2 separate regions of the Homo sapiens genome follow, and region 2 is linked to region 1. Evidence: chromatin loops called from intact Hi-C (ENCODE). Cell type or tissue: Calu3. All regions are shown on one strand. Links, peaks and the distances in the headings refer to the core of each region. The heading gives the core; the rest is flanking DNA.

Evidence for each region. Hi-C counts contacts between places; a loop is a spot of excess contacts. Peaks named below come from ENCODE experiments on the same cell type or tissue, not always from the same donor. Only the 100,000 strongest peaks of a DNase experiment are listed, where the experiment ranks them.
Region 2: a loop joins it to region 1, with 3 times the contacts of the local background. A loop is called at or near these places in 2 of 110 quality-filtered maps.

Annotation. Positions count from the first base shown.
Region 1 is chr1:182,970,841-182,975,235 of GRCh38, reverse strand. No RefSeq gene overlaps it. Among named protein-coding and RNA genes, the nearest start is that of SHCBP1L, 20 kb to the right of the region's middle. In Calu3, for the core only: no CTCF peak of the experiment used is centred there; DNase peaks (open chromatin) are centred at 1,654 and 2,225.
Region 2 is chr1:183,157,674-183,162,068 of GRCh38, reverse strand. No RefSeq gene overlaps it. Among named protein-coding and RNA genes, the nearest start is that of LAMC1-AS1, 19 kb to the right of the region's middle. RefSeq lists an enhancer at 2,454-2,955. In Calu3, for the core only: no CTCF peak of the experiment used is centred there; a DNase peak (open chromatin) is centred at 1,918.

The DNA of each region.
Region 1 (4,395 bases), core at 282-4,281:
GCACATGTGCACAAGTTTCTTAGTTGCTATAACTTAGAGGTGGAATTTCTGGGGTCTAGGGTCAGTCTAGCTTTTGTCCCTTCAATGACACAGAAACACCTTTGTCAAGGTTACCAAAGGCCTCTATAGTGCCAGATGAGCAATGTTCTGTTCTCCTTATGCTTGGTTCCTCAACAGTATTCAATGCAGTCTTTCCCTCCTTGGTTCACATTCCACTACAGTGGTTCTCAGGCACCACACCCCTGACATAGCTCCCATTCTAAAGGCAGCTCCTCCTCACTGTATTTTACCAGCTCTCTTAATCCTCTCTATCCTACCTCTTAAAATCAGAGCTCCTTGAAAGTACTTAGTGAGTGCTTTCTTTTCCCAACTTTATCCACACTTTCTCTAGGAGAACGCATCATTACCACGACTTCAAATACCATTTGTTTGTTTCAGATCCTAATTCTATTGACCCTCAGCTTTCTTCTCTGAACTCTGTTTGTGTAATTAACTGCTCAGATGACTCAGAGTCATCTCAAACTTAACATGTTTAAAATGGAATTTTAAATTTTTCATCATACATCCAGTGCTAACTCTAGTCTCCTAATAAACAGCACTATCATACTCTCAGCTACTGAAGCCAGTAGCCTGGCACTAACTCTTGATGCCTTCCTTTCCTTCACCACTACCCAGTCAATTCCTCACTGTGTCCTGTTGGCTTTACCTCTAAAATATATCCTGAATCTGAATGTCTCTCCACTTCGATTACCACCAACATAGCTCGAGCTATTAACTTTCACCTGAGCTTTGGCAATGATACCGTAACAGATCCTTCCACTTTTATTTTTGTTATCCTTAAATCCAATCTTTCTATAGTGACTAAAATGAAGTTTCCATTTATCAATCAAGCTCTCCCTTCCTTAAAGATTTCTGGCTGGGCGCAGTGGCTCACGCCTGTAATCCTAGCACTTTGGGAGGCCAAGGCAGGTAGATCACCTGAGGTGAGGAGTTCGAGACCAGCGTGGCCAACATGGAGAAACCCTGCCTCTACTAAAAACAAAAAAATTAGCCAGGCATGGTGGCGGGCACCTGTAATCCAGCTACTGGGAAGGCTGAGGCAGTAGAATTGCCTGAACCCAGGGGATGGAGGTTGCATTGAGCCGAGATCGCACCACTTCACTCCAGCCTCAGCGAAAGAAGGAGACTCCGTCTCAAAATAAATAAATAAATAAAAATTTTAAAAAATAAAAATAAAAATAAAAAAAGACTTCCAAAAGTTTCCCAGACTCTTATCGATGCTTTTGCAAAAGTCCATTCGTTGGTGAAGAAATGAATTTAGTGGATATTGATTAGTATTTTAAAATGAATAGAAAATATCATAGGCATTACACATTGTAAGGGTAGGATTTTCTAAGTAAACATTTTGTTTTATTTGAGTAGTGGGTGAGACATAAAATATACTTCCTACTATGAGCCATGGTCAAACATGTTTGAGAAAAGCTGCTCTACGTGATCTGTCCCCATCTGCCTCTCTAACCTCACTACGTGCCACCTTTCCCAGGGTCTGACGCCGTGGCTGTACAGGGCTACTGTCAGTCCTTCCATAATATGGCAAGCCCTTTGCCTTGCAGGGCCTTTGTACTTGCACTGCCTCTGCCTACAATGCTCCTCCTGCCAGCGTTCCCATGGATGGCCTCTTTTCATCTTTCAGGTCTTAATTAAAAGTCCCCAACCCAGAGAGAACTTCTCGGACCACCCTATTTATTTAGTTCCCCTGAGTTATTTTCTGTCTCAGCAACTTTTGTATTCCCTTCAAAACAGTAATCACATTTGTAAAAATATATTTGAAAAAGTTGTTTACAGTCTGCCTCCTCCATTAGAACATAAACCCCATTGGAGCAGAAGCCTTGTCAGTCTTTTCGCTACATTTACCCAGCATTTTGAAAACTTAATCCCATTTTGGTTACTAAAACGTCACACTTGTAAGTAAGACCCACATCACATTCAGAGATGTGCCAGAGTCAATAATTGATTATTATCTGTGAAATATTCATTGGACTTGGCAGGAGATGTGTTTTGTGGTAATAGAGGTGAATTTCCTTAATAAATTCCTGTCTGGTTCAATTTACCTTGTTACGTTGCTTCCTTAATTGGAGGATGTTTGATGGTGGCTTCCGAAATGCCGTCAATGCCTTGTTTAAAATTCCATCTAAGTTCTTAGCCTGACCGCACAGCGCTGATCAAAAGTTTAGTCTTGAGGAAATGAAGCAATTCCTTTTTCTTGGCTTAGAGTCCACCTGAACAGCCACCAAGGGTCTCTTTGTTCGGTTGGGTGGGTCCAGCTTTATGAATGAATAGCCCCTTCACTAACAAACAATAGCAGAGATCTGGGCCACTAACTAGTTGAGCAATGTTAATCTCCTTTCAGGTAATTATTTCCAGAAGTGTAGCAACTATTAGAATGTTTAGATTCCTACTGTTTGATAGAAATTTAACAAACAAATTTAAAATGTTTTATAAATCTTTTAAAGGTTTTACTTTCTGATGCAAACTTTTTAATGTCAAAAAAGCATGGTTTCATATTGAAATTCTGAAAGTTATAAACATTTTAATGAAATTATTATGAACTTATAGTTTAGAATCTAAGAGCCTGATTTTATTCATAAGTTTAATTCACTTTCAAGCCTTAAATCAAACATGGGAGACTGGTTCATTGATCAAATGTGTAGTTAACTGTTTTAATGCCTTTACCTCTCCAACTGAAGTAATGCATAAAACTTACAAGGAGGGACTGCTGTGACCTCAAATGTTTACTTCAAGAAGTTAAACATCAGACTCTGAGCAGTGGTTGATTAACAGTCTATTTCTAATAGCGTACTGACAAAGGCAACCCTATTCCATGTCTTCTTAAAAACCACCAGCTAGTTACTGTAATTGTAAGCTATCCTGTAACTTCATGGCAAAAAATAAAAAATAAAAAAATAAGCATGCCTTGCCCCAATGTCCTTAGAAACCACGGAGTCCTTAAAAACCAAAAATAAACTTTAGAATGAGAAAAATAACTTTTAAACTTTATCTTTTTTCCAAAACTACAGTTGCGAGTTAAGTAAACTGAGACTCCTCCTCACACCTTCTTGTGAACTGAAACATTTCATACTGAGTAAGAGCGGACTGGAAATGAACCATGATGAATTTAGCCTATATCTGAAAAATACCACAGCCCTTCTCCACTGTTTGACCATATTTACTGTCTTGTTAGAAGGAACTTCCAAGGGGCATTGATCCTCCCTATTTGTCTTAGACTCTGCACCTTTGTTTATAGGGTACTGCTGTGTATGGGAGGACTTCGGTTGAATTCTGAATGCTGAAAAGATAAGTGATAGGTTTATCTAAAATATGCCATTTGAAGATACTGTTCATGTCTTATAGTGTCTTGAATTCATCCCAGCCCATTTTACGGCAAGATTTATAAGCAGACTGATTTAATGTTTAAAACCCCTAAGACCTCAGATTAAAAAAAGAAGAACAAACCCCCGCAACAGCTTGTCATTTTTAACTTAATCTTGCTATCATTTAGATACCAAACTCTTGTGTGGGTTGGGACTTTTCATTCCTCTGCTGTAACTGTCAGTTTTCAATTAAAGGCCTGAACTGCTTTGGGTTCCTCAGTTCATCTTCAATTTCTCTAGTGATAAGCAAAACACATTTGTTGAGCTAACCTGGCTTTCAACACTGACGTAGGACAGCCTTCACTCTCTCATGAGTTATGCAGTGTTTCATATTATATCACAGTGACATTAGGCAGAAGTAGCCTCCAAGAATAGATTTCCTAATTGGTAATATTTCAGTTTGGCATTTCCATTTGCATTATCTAATTACAAAATTTAATTTTTAAAATTATATAAGCAAATAAAATATAAGTGAAAAGAAAGAAAAGTGTTTCTATGAGAACTAAGTTGAATGCCTTGGAACCACTTGATTGATTAAATCACTTAAACTTTTTTAGTTTTCAAATTAGATGTGGGTGACACAATATTAAAAATAACTGATATAAAAAAGTCTCAGAACAAACGCCTCAAGCATAATGGAGTAGCCACCTCCTGGCTACAAGAGTTAGTGCTATAGGCATCAGGTAGCTCAGATAGGTGGAGGTTGTTAAGAAAGTACATTTTAGTGTTGACTTAAGCCGTTTTTATGATATTCCTATTGAAAAGTATATCATAGGCCGGGTGCAGTGTCTCATGCCTGTAATCTCAGCACTTTGGGAGGCCCAGGAGGGCGGATCACCTGAAGTCAGGAGTTCGAGACCAGCCTGGCCAACTTGGTGAAACCCCGTCTCTACTAAAAATACAAGAATTAGCCAGGTATGGTGGCGCGCACCTGTAGTTCCAGCTACTCAGGAGGCTGAGGCAC
Region 2 (4,395 bases), core at 250-4,249, 190 kb before region 1:
TGCTGATGACTTTCAAATTTATGTCTTCAGCCTGCTTGCACAGCTGTCCTGAACACTATGCTCATATATCTAACTGCATAATCGAAATCTCCATTTAGATGGGTAATTAATATCACCAATGTAATACATGCAGAGCTGAACTCCTGATGTTCTGTCCCCCTAGACCTCTTCTGCCTCAGTCTTCCATACCCTTGTTCAGTCCAAGAATCTTGAAGTCATTCTTGACTCTTTTCTTCCATAGAAAATCTTGCTGTCTTACTCTACCTTCAGATCATAATCAGAATTGGATCACTTCTCATCAACCTCCACTGTAATCACGTTGATTCCAGCCCCCCCTTGTCTTTTGCATGGATGATTGTCATTGCATCCCATCTCCTCGCCCTACTTTTGCCCTTGTCCCACTTTGGTCTACCTTAACACAACTGCCAGGAAACTCCTATTATAGTGTGACTCAGGTCATGTCATTCCTTGTTATAGAGGCATCCAGTGGCATTCTATCTCATTCTGAGTAAAAGCCAAAGTCTTTGGAATGGCCTCAAGAGCCAATACTATGTGTCCTGCCCCACCTCCCACCCCATGGGTCTCACTGTCCTCCTTCTCACACAGCCCCAGCCACGGGACCACTTCCACTGCAGGACCTTTTCCCTTGCTGGTGCCTCTGCCTGGAATGTGCTTTCTCTAGATATCTACATGGGTCCAGTCTTCAATTAAATGCCATTTTCTTAAAGAGGCTTTCTCTACCATCTTGTATAAATTTGTAAGCTCACCCTACCCCCAAACATGTTCTCTCTCCCTTCCCAGCTTTATTTTTCTTCATAGAACTTTCTCCCCTGGCTGGGCGCGGTGGCTCACTCCGGTAATCCCAGCATTTTGGGGGGCCAAGGTGGGCCGATCACGAGGTCAGGAGATCGAGACCATCCTGGCTAACACGGTGAAACCCCGTCTCTACTAAAAATACAAAAATTAGCCAGGCATGGTGGCGGGTTCCTGTAGTCCCAGCTACTCAGGAGGCTGAGGCAGGAGAATCACTTGAACCTGGGAGACAGAGGTTGCAGTCGGCTGGGATTGCGCCACTGCACTCCAGCCTGAGCGACAGAGCAAGACTCAGTCTCAAAAAAAAAAAAAAAAAAAAAAAAGAGTTTAGATCTTTCAACTCAATGAAATAGCATTGTTTTGGTTGTTGTTGCTGTTTTGTTTTGTTTTCATAAAAATAAAGCTAGCACCAAGTCCTGGCTGAAAAGTCGAGGTCTATGTTCTTGCTGTTCAGTTTGTGTTCTGTTTGGAGCAGGCTCGGGTCTGAGGGCAACCCCAAAACTACCATTTCTGATATGCAATGTGATGCGGGTGGAGGCAGATGGAATTCTCTTTTAAGAAGTGATCTTGGCCAGGCGCCGTGGCTCACGCCTGCAATCCCAGCACTTTGGGAGGCCCAGATGGGCGGATCATGGGGTCAGGAGATCGAGAGCATCCTGGCTAACACGGTGAAACCCCGTCTCTACTAAAAACACACAAAAAAATTAGCTGGGCGCGGTGGCGGGCGCCTGTAGTCCCAGCTACTCGGGAGGCTGAGGCAGGAGAAAGGCGTGAACCCGGGAGGCGGAGTTTGCAGTGAGCCGAGATCGTGCCACTGCACTCCAGCTTGGGCGACCGAGCGAGACTCCGCCTCAAAAAAAAAAAAGAAGTGATCTTTAAGAATTGAGCTTTGCCTCTTCCATTTTTGAGACTAAAAGGCTTAACTAAAAAGATACTGAAGGCTCCACCCAGTCAAGCCATTCATAGTTGCCCGGTGAACACATGCTTCAGGCGCTCTTTCTTCCTTTGGCAAAAGTCTGATTCTGTAGCCTCTGGCCATGTTCTGGAGGCGGGACACTCCCACTGGGAGCCACACCCGCCTTCATCATGCAGTGAGCACACCAAACAGGTTTGCCTGGCTAGACGGTGGCTGAGGTGTCTGCGGCAGAGGGAAGTACAGTCATGCACACGCCCAGTGACGGAGCCACTGATGGACACCTCCACATGAAGGAAGCAATTGCTCTGCTCTCCCCTGGCTTAAAATAAACAGAGTAACTGCACAAAGGTGGATTTCCTGTGCGAGGAGAGCAGGGCTCAGGGACCCCTTCCCAGCCCTGTGCTTGCTTTTGAAATCCTATATTCTTTTTTTTTTTTTAAAGAGGACTCCCAAATTGTACAAGCTTCAGGCCCCACAAAAACTTTGTTTGCCATGACTATACTAAATTTTGTATATTGTTTCATATACTTACCCATTTATGTGAAGTACTTTATAAGGTAGTGTTGTTCCCATTTACAGGAAACACAGGCAAGATTGAGAGATTTAACCTGAGATCACACACCTAAATTGTCCATGAACGGTGGCTGCCACTCAGTAGGGCCTAAGGTTTACTTGAACTTGTTTTGATGTCTTTTGGTATATTTACTGGTTGTCTGATTTCAAATGCATCTCCCACATTAAAAGACTTGGCTCGCTTTTATTTTATGTTCATGGAACCATGCAGAACAAACGTGCCAAGTCCTAGCAGTAGAGAGTAATGATGAACCCCAGGAAGCCCAGCCCATTCCACCATCTCTCAGCCTGTTCACATCTATGAAGAGAAATTGCCATTTAGGCCTGTAATCCCGGCTGCCTGGGAGACTGAAGCAGGAGAATCACTGGAACCCAGGAGGCAGAGGCTGCAGTGAGCCGAGATCGGGCCACTGCACTCCAACCTGGGTGACAGAGGGAGACTCCATCTCAAAAAAAAAAAAAAAAAAATTGCCATTTAGAAAATCGTGTGAAAAGTAGAGAAACTGATGGGGAACTAAAATACTTATGTTAAGTTTTTAAAAATCAGTATCAGTCGTATCAGTCTCCACCTAGTTTTTCAGAAGGCTTTTGTCTTCCATAGATGGAACATCTTGATTAATTAACCAAGTCAATGTTTATACAATGCTTAGAGTATCTCAGTTTCTTAAGAAACTCAGAGAAGAGTTAACATTCATTGTTTCTAACTCTGTGATGAGCACAGACACATTCTGAACTTCTCTCTTCCTAATTCAAAGAGGTTGCAACCTGTTTCCTAGCAAGGGCAGCTGAAAGTAAAGATAATGTCTGGTTGAGTTCAACATGCAGACACATAGGATATACAAATGGTGAAAGCTAACACCAGGGGGAAAATTGTTAAGAACCAGTACACTAGTTACTAGATATATTAGATGTGATGAATCACTTAGGTGAGGGGCTTATTAAACCCAGACTGTTCTGAATCCTTCCACCCCTACTGTCTGATTCAGTCGGTCTAGGGTGGGGTTTGACAATGCATTTCTAAGAGGTTCCCGGGCAAGACAGATGTTGCTGGGCCCAGAGCTTCACTTTGAGAACCACCACTCTTGGAGATGTTCTGCAGTCCACAATCCTGTGCAAATACAAACTTGGTCTTATTACCTATTCAACCCTCATAAAGCTCAGTGCAAGAGCATAATAAAGCCCTCAATAGTTTTTGACAGACCTTCCTTAGAATTTAGTAAGACACCAGTAGACTACCATTGGTATGCTTTTGATGTCAACATGGTAAGATCTTTATACTCTGGGCCCTGATTAATGACTAGGCACTTTAAAGCCTCAAATAAGCAACGAGAGCTTGAAATAACCAAAAACTTGCTATGTTGTCATTGGTTTTTGTGTGTGTGTGGTTTTTTGTTTGTTTGTTTGTTTTTTGAGACCGAGTCTCACTCTACCGCCCAGGCTGGAGTGCAGTGGCACAATCTCTGCTCACTGCAACCTCCACCTCCCAGGCTCAAGTGATTCTTCTGCCTCAACCTCCCGAGTAGCTGGGACTACAGGCGCCCGCCACCACGCCTGGCCAATTTTTTGTATTTTTAGTAGAGATGGGGTTTCACCATGTTGGCCAGGCTGGTCTCAAACTCCTGACCTCAGGTGATCCACCTGCCCTGGCCTCCCAAAGTGCTGGGATTACAGGCATGAGCCACTGTGCCTGGCCGTCACTGGTTTTATGAGAACAACATCACATTACAAGAGTGGCCAACATGATCAGCCAAAAACTAGAACATGGACAATGAGCATAGGGAGCATGAGTTCTCTCTGGGAATACAGACCACAGGGCTTGGTCTCCAGGACATCAATACACAGAGAGGAATGGATGAGAGGAAAACCAGAAAAACTCAACTTCTCAGTGGCATATCACTGAATCTCTGTCCATGCATTTTCATATCTGGATCAATGTCCCCAAGCTCATTTTCTAGATTATATTCTCTCCAACACAGCTAAAAATATACCCTTTCATACAAATACAATTTGTCCTTGAAAGACTTCTCATAATGAACAGTCTTGAACATTCATTATATACACATTGATTAGATAGACATAAATATAGATATATT